2 separate regions of the Homo sapiens genome follow, and region 1 is linked to region 2. Evidence: chromatin contacts called from ENCODE Hi-C or POLR2A ChIA-PET data. All regions are on one chromosome and are shown on one strand. Each heading gives the region's core, a stretch centred on a gene start or an enhancer-like site at or near the end of the contact. The rest is flanking DNA. Distances are from core to core; before and after follow the strand shown. Region 1 overlaps IGF2R (insulin like growth factor 2 receptor). Region 2 holds the start of MAS1 (MAS1 proto-oncogene, G protein-coupled receptor).

Region 1 (2,714 bases), core at 87-2,586, 150 kb after region 2:
CTGTGTCAACTCAGATCCCCATGGTCTCTAAAAAAACCTGGACCTGAATTTTTTAACGGAGCAGTTGGCATTGGTCCTGTTCAGTTTCTTCCTTGCTCCTTAGCTGTTCCTCAATTTTGGTCACGTATGGAGTTTAAATTTCTCCTCTTGAATTGTGCAGGTAACGATGGGAAAGGAACTCCTGTATTCACAGGGGAGGTTGACTGCACCTACTTCTTCACATGGGACACGGAATACGCCTGTGTTAAGGAGAAGGAAGACCTCCTCTGCGGTGCCACCGACGGGAAGAAGCGCTATGACCTGTCCGCGCTGGTCCGCCATGCAGGTACTGCCCTCCTTGCCATGCGGGTCTTAGTCCACATGCTCATGGAACATTTTCCCATGAGTACTTTTGGAAATGCGGTTACTATTTTCTTTGTCAGTGGGTTGCGTCACAGCCCTCCCCCAGTTTTTTCATGTGGCTGTGTGAATTATTAGAAGGAGCATTGGACTGGGAGGTGAAATAACTGAATTTGAGACCAGCATTTTTGACCTTGTGTTTTCACCCTTTTACACACTGCCTCTCTTCCATCTCTGAGGTGGGATCTGCAGCCTCTGCCCCCTGGGGTTCTTCTGTTTGGATCCTCTAGGCAGATGGATGTGCACCTTGGGCTGCTGTTCACCGCTGCCTCAGCGTGCAGTGGGCTTGTACTCGAGGCTGAGCTTGCTGTTGCACGGCAGGCACCGGATGAGGTGCCAAGGAGGCAGCAGCGCCCCCCACAGCACAACCCCTGTCCTTGGGGGCCTGGAATTTAGCAGGAAACAGAGCAGGTGGAATAATAAGAATGGGAGTCTCAAGCAGGGATAATCTGATGGGGGGGATTTCTGGTTTTACCCTCTTGGCAGCTCAAATTAGGTGTACAGAAGCCAGTTGCCTCTGTAAGGGGGAGATGACCCGAAGCAGAGAGAATGACTTGCCTCATGTAATTACCACCCAGAACAGTCACAGAACTGCTGGCGGTATGTTCTCGCTCGTAAGTGGGAGTTGAACATTGAGAACACATGGGCACAGAGGGGAACAGCACACACCATGGCCTGTTTAGGGTTGGGGGTGAGGGGAGGGAACTTAGAGGATGGATCAGTAGGTGCAGCAAACCACCATGGCACATGTATACCTATGTAACAAACCTGCACGTTCTCCACATGTATCTTGTTTTTTTTTAAAGAAAAATAAAACTGCCAGGGTGACAGCACTGCTGCTCCTGTCTTCTGAGTCCCACCTGGTTTGCTAAATACCAGGTTAGAAAGAGGAATCCCTCTTGTGGAGTGTTTGAGAACCTGCCTCACTGTGAACCGCCTGGGCAGGGAGTGCTGGCAGTGCTGTTGTGGTTAAACACCCTGTGTGCTGCTGGGAACGGTGCCATAGTTAATTCTGGCACATGTGTGCTAGTGAAGACATTGGTTTTCTGTGAAGTGGAAAGAGTTCTAGCTGCAGAGTTGGAGACCTGGCTGAGGACTGGTGTTGCCGCATCCAACCACATTTGCTTGAGCGAGCTGCTCTCCAGGCCCGGGTTTCTTACGGTGAACTGGGTGGTGCTGTTAGATTCCTTAAGTTAACTTTTTTTTTTTTAAACATTACTGTGTATAAGAGACAACCTAGGATCTATGAGATAAGGAGAGATACATTTTTCAATCTACAGACTTCCTGACATAGCTCTGGTTTCTTGGAATCTGCAGTATTTCGTGGTATTTGTGCGTAGATAGCCCTAAGTAAATTATGAAGGGAGAGCTAAAACCATTCCTTACTGCTTGAAGAAGTCCCTTAAGACTTTACAGCCCACCTGGCTCCACCCCAGACTTCCAGTGTTTAGGGCAGGTCCTTGTTCACATGCACAGTCTTGTATGGTTTCTTTTAGGCTGTTGACATTGGAAAGTACTTCTCCAAATGTACTGTATCACCACTGATGAGTCATGGGGTTTTGCCTTCCAAACCCCAGTACCCAACCTGCAAAGGGAGCATTTTCAAATGAGAACGTGTATTTTTATATCTTTACCTCCTCCTTGACACACTTTGTAAGTTACTCCTTCAGCGACTGTTCGCCGTGTGGTTTGCTTTTTGTGGATGCCCTCGCCCTTGCTTGCTGTGCTGGTGACACTCAGCTGGTGCCCCCTCACGTCCTGCAGGTGCCTAATCAGTGTCTGATCACACTGACCAGCTCACCAGTCTTGTGAGTTCAGCGGCCACCTGTGGTACCTTGCTTGTCTTCTGTGGTAGCATGCATTGCATCCTGCACTCAGTCTGCAGATGTGTAAGAGGTTGCTGGTTTCTTTTAGCTTCACAGGCCTTCACAGGGGCCGAGCGGGGTGTATTAGCAATGGTGTTAAGCGGGGTGTACTAGCAATGATGTACCACTCTACTGCGTCCCAAGACACAGGCTGGCTTCTTGATTTGGGTTTTCAGTTTCTAATTTCATACTGTGGGGCTTGGGAGAATTTTGCCGTTCAGTTCTCTGTCCCCCAGTTGGGCCTACTCTTCTGAAGAAGTATTGGGATGTAGTTTGTTTCTGTCACATTAAATGAGAAACCTGAGAATCTCGGTGAATTTTTGTGCTTTCAGTCTGCCCGGGTTCCAGAAACAGCGCTGGGGATTGAGTGACGAAGTGGTTTGGGAACTTTGAGCCCTTGACTTTTGGCTTAATCACTATTTATTCTGTGACTCAGAGAAATCAGCATTG
Region 2 (2,730 bases), core at 165-2,664:
GTGCTCCTTCTTTTCTGCCTTGCAGTCTGCTTTAGATGGTGCCTGTTTCCTTTTTAGTTTCTGACCATCCTCTGGGAAACTAAAGTTCTTCAGGAGGCTGAACTTCTCCTTCCTTGGAGCATCAGAACCAGGTAATGAGAACACCTTTCCAACTTCAAGACCGAGTTCACCTGGTCTGTTGATTTGCTGCTCAGCACTGCCTACCCAGTAGATGCCTGCTGGCTTCAGGGGAAGCTCTCTTCTCTCCCCTTTCTTCTTCCCACTGGGAGGGCCGAGCTGCTGGTCAGGCTTCCCACAAGAGTAGTTTGGCTCTGCCCTGGGACTATGGTCTTCCTGCTTACGAAAACAGTCGGAGGGGAACTTCATCTGTGGGTTCCTATGTCTGCTTTCCCACAGAGTCTGAAACTGCCTTCTTACCCCTTTTGATATAGTTGGTCCCCGAGGTTCTTAATACTTTGGCACAATATCTATGAAGGAATCCCTTTAAACAAGAGAAAATGCTACCCTGAGTGAGGGGTGGGTCTTCAGGCTTGGGATCTCAGACTTGGCTACCTGAGATCCAAGAGATCCAGAATTCTCAGCCTTTGGGGCTTCACATTGAGTTATTTGAAAAATGGGTAACATATTGGCCATTTTTGGTTTTTAAAAGGTAGAAAAACAAAAAACCTAACCAAACAACAACAACAACAAAAACACAAAAAATGCAGAACAGGGATCGGGGAAAAGGAATTTGCTCTCATGTTCCTGACTGCACGGGTGAGAGTTGGCATCTAACAGAAACAGCTACTCCCAGGAGGAGCCCCCGGACCAGGCTGGGACGCAGTCTGGGCATGGCCAATGGTGCAGACCCCTGCCTTCACCCCTGAACACACTCCTTGGCTTGCTTGCTTTTCATAGCATCCTACGGGTCTTATATACTACACTGAGCATGATACTCTCCGAAACTGGGTTGGAGAAGGGAACAAATCCTTAACTATCTAGCCATGTGTCTCCCGTATGTCTCTCTGGGTCTATACATAGACTCATCTCATCATTACTAGGTTTTGAGTTAATATTATTAGCTCCATTTTACAGATGAGAAAACCAAGTCTTAGAGAGCTTGGCAGAGGTCACATAACTTATTAGAAACTGAGCTGGGAATTTGAGATGGTTCTGTCTTTCTACTACACATGCGGTTTTGCCCTTCCATGTGGCATTTCTCCACGTCATCTTTCTCTTTAGCCCTGGCTGGCCTTAGTGGTTCAAGGTGATCCACTGCCTTGCATTATCACCAGCTCACACCCCGCTCTGGATTGGCGTGAAGATTTTCACTTGAGTGTGTCACTGAATGATGCCATTGGAAGCTTCTGCTGATAAGCGTGGGACCATCTGCTTGGCACATCTCAAATATTTTCAGCAGTGGGAGAGCAGCTCTGATTCCTTCAGAGATGAGAGGCTGCAGCCATCCTTCGAGATGTTGGGACCGGAGACCCTGCAGGCTGGCTGGGCATTGATGCCCCAGATGTGAAGGGGCAGCCAACCTGTTGGCCACGTCTGACCCTTCCTGAGCAAATGACACCAGTGAGTCTGCGTCCCAGTTTTTCATTGCTTAGCTGTCCTTGACAACCAGAGTAAGATTTTCTCTCTTTAAAAAGCTATTTCTTGGATAACTCTTTTCTGTGCTGGTTTTTCTTTCTTTTATTTTTTTCGGTGTGTTAGATGTTTGCCGTTGGTGTGTGTTGGCAAAAACTTCTCTTTCCTCCTGCCTTTGTTTTGGAAAATTTACTTCTTTGCTGAGTTAACTGTTCCCAGACATTGTTTTTCAACTTCAGGGTTGAAACTTCGCAGTAGCGTTTTCTTTTTTAACTCGTTGCAGGGGAAAGAATCTTAGGATCAATTCACAGTTTGAATGGTGGACTTGGAGGTTTTCAAGGCTGCTTAATGAAAGCTTATGAATGATAAAGAAGTTGAGGTTTGAAAGAGTTGTTACTGAATTTGATTCCTCTGGAGAAATCACTTGGCTATCAGCTCTTTGGCATCACAGGGGCAAGCTGTATTGATTTTTCTTCATTTTTCCTTAGTGGGCACTGGCATCAGTATTAGCTTCTGTTGCTTATGAAGCCGTATGCATTCCTTTGGTGACAAGATGTCTGTTAAAAGGAATCTCCTGCCCAGTCTTGATCTTTGGTATGAGCGTCTTAGCAACACTTCCCAGCCAGGATACTTAGGAGTAATTTGGTGAGAGAATGTATAGTGTGTTGTTAGATTGCTATGGGTGCAGCAGTAAAAAGGTGGTAAGAAGCTGGCCTCTAGCAGAGTGCCACGGCCTCGGCACTACTGGCATTTTGGGCTGGGTAATTCTTTGCCGTGTGGGCTGTCTTGTATATTATAGGATGTTTAGCAGCATCTCTGGCCTCTACCAACTAGATACCAGTAGCACACTCCTCTCCATTGTGACAACCAAAAATATCTTCAGGCATGCCAAACATCCCTTAGGGGACAAAATCACCTTCCCCCCTTTTAGACCAGGGCTCTAAATTGATCCTGTGGTATGTTTGGAAAGGGAGCAAGAAGTCTCTGCTTCTGCGTACAGATGGCCCTAGTGTGGGGAAGACGGGAATGATGCATTTAATACCAGGACAGATGGTCCTGCCCTGTACATTCCCATCGGAGCCCTTGCCTGCCATGGAAATTCCATCTCACAAATGGGTTTCTGTTTGTCCAGGTGACTGCACACACACACAGGGAAGA

The links. Hi-C counts contacts between places; a loop is a spot of excess contacts on that map. ChIA-PET counts read pairs that join two places held with the same protein, here RNA polymerase II (POLR2A).
Region 1: a loop to region 2 is called in a map of K562, with 2.0 times the contacts of the local background. The contact joins the enhancer-like site here to the promoter of MAS1 in region 2. A Hi-C loop is called at or near these places in 5 of 168 maps with a recorded cell type or tissue (K562, gastrocnemius medialis, heart left ventricle and 2 more). POLR2A ChIA-PET finds 5 or more read pairs at or near these places in 1 of 52 experiments (OCI-LY7).

What each region holds. Positions count from the first base shown.
Region 1 is chr6:160,040,400-160,043,113 of GRCh38, forward strand. It overlaps IGF2R (insulin like growth factor 2 receptor), which reads left to right. Exons shown (of 48, transcript NM_000876.4): 11 at 161-325. Among named protein-coding and RNA genes, the nearest start is that of AIRN, 34 kb to the left of the region's middle. Within about 2 kb of position 1,337, at least 7 of the 41 ENCODE cell types and tissues checked have a DNase peak (open chromatin) inside an H3K27ac peak, as active enhancers do; they include gastrocnemius medialis and psoas muscle, where a contact is called at or near this core.
Region 2 is chr6:159,889,574-159,892,303 of GRCh38, forward strand. MAS1 (MAS1 proto-oncogene, G protein-coupled receptor) reads left to right here and starts at 1,415. Exons shown (of 3, transcript NM_002377.4): 1 at 1,415-1,560.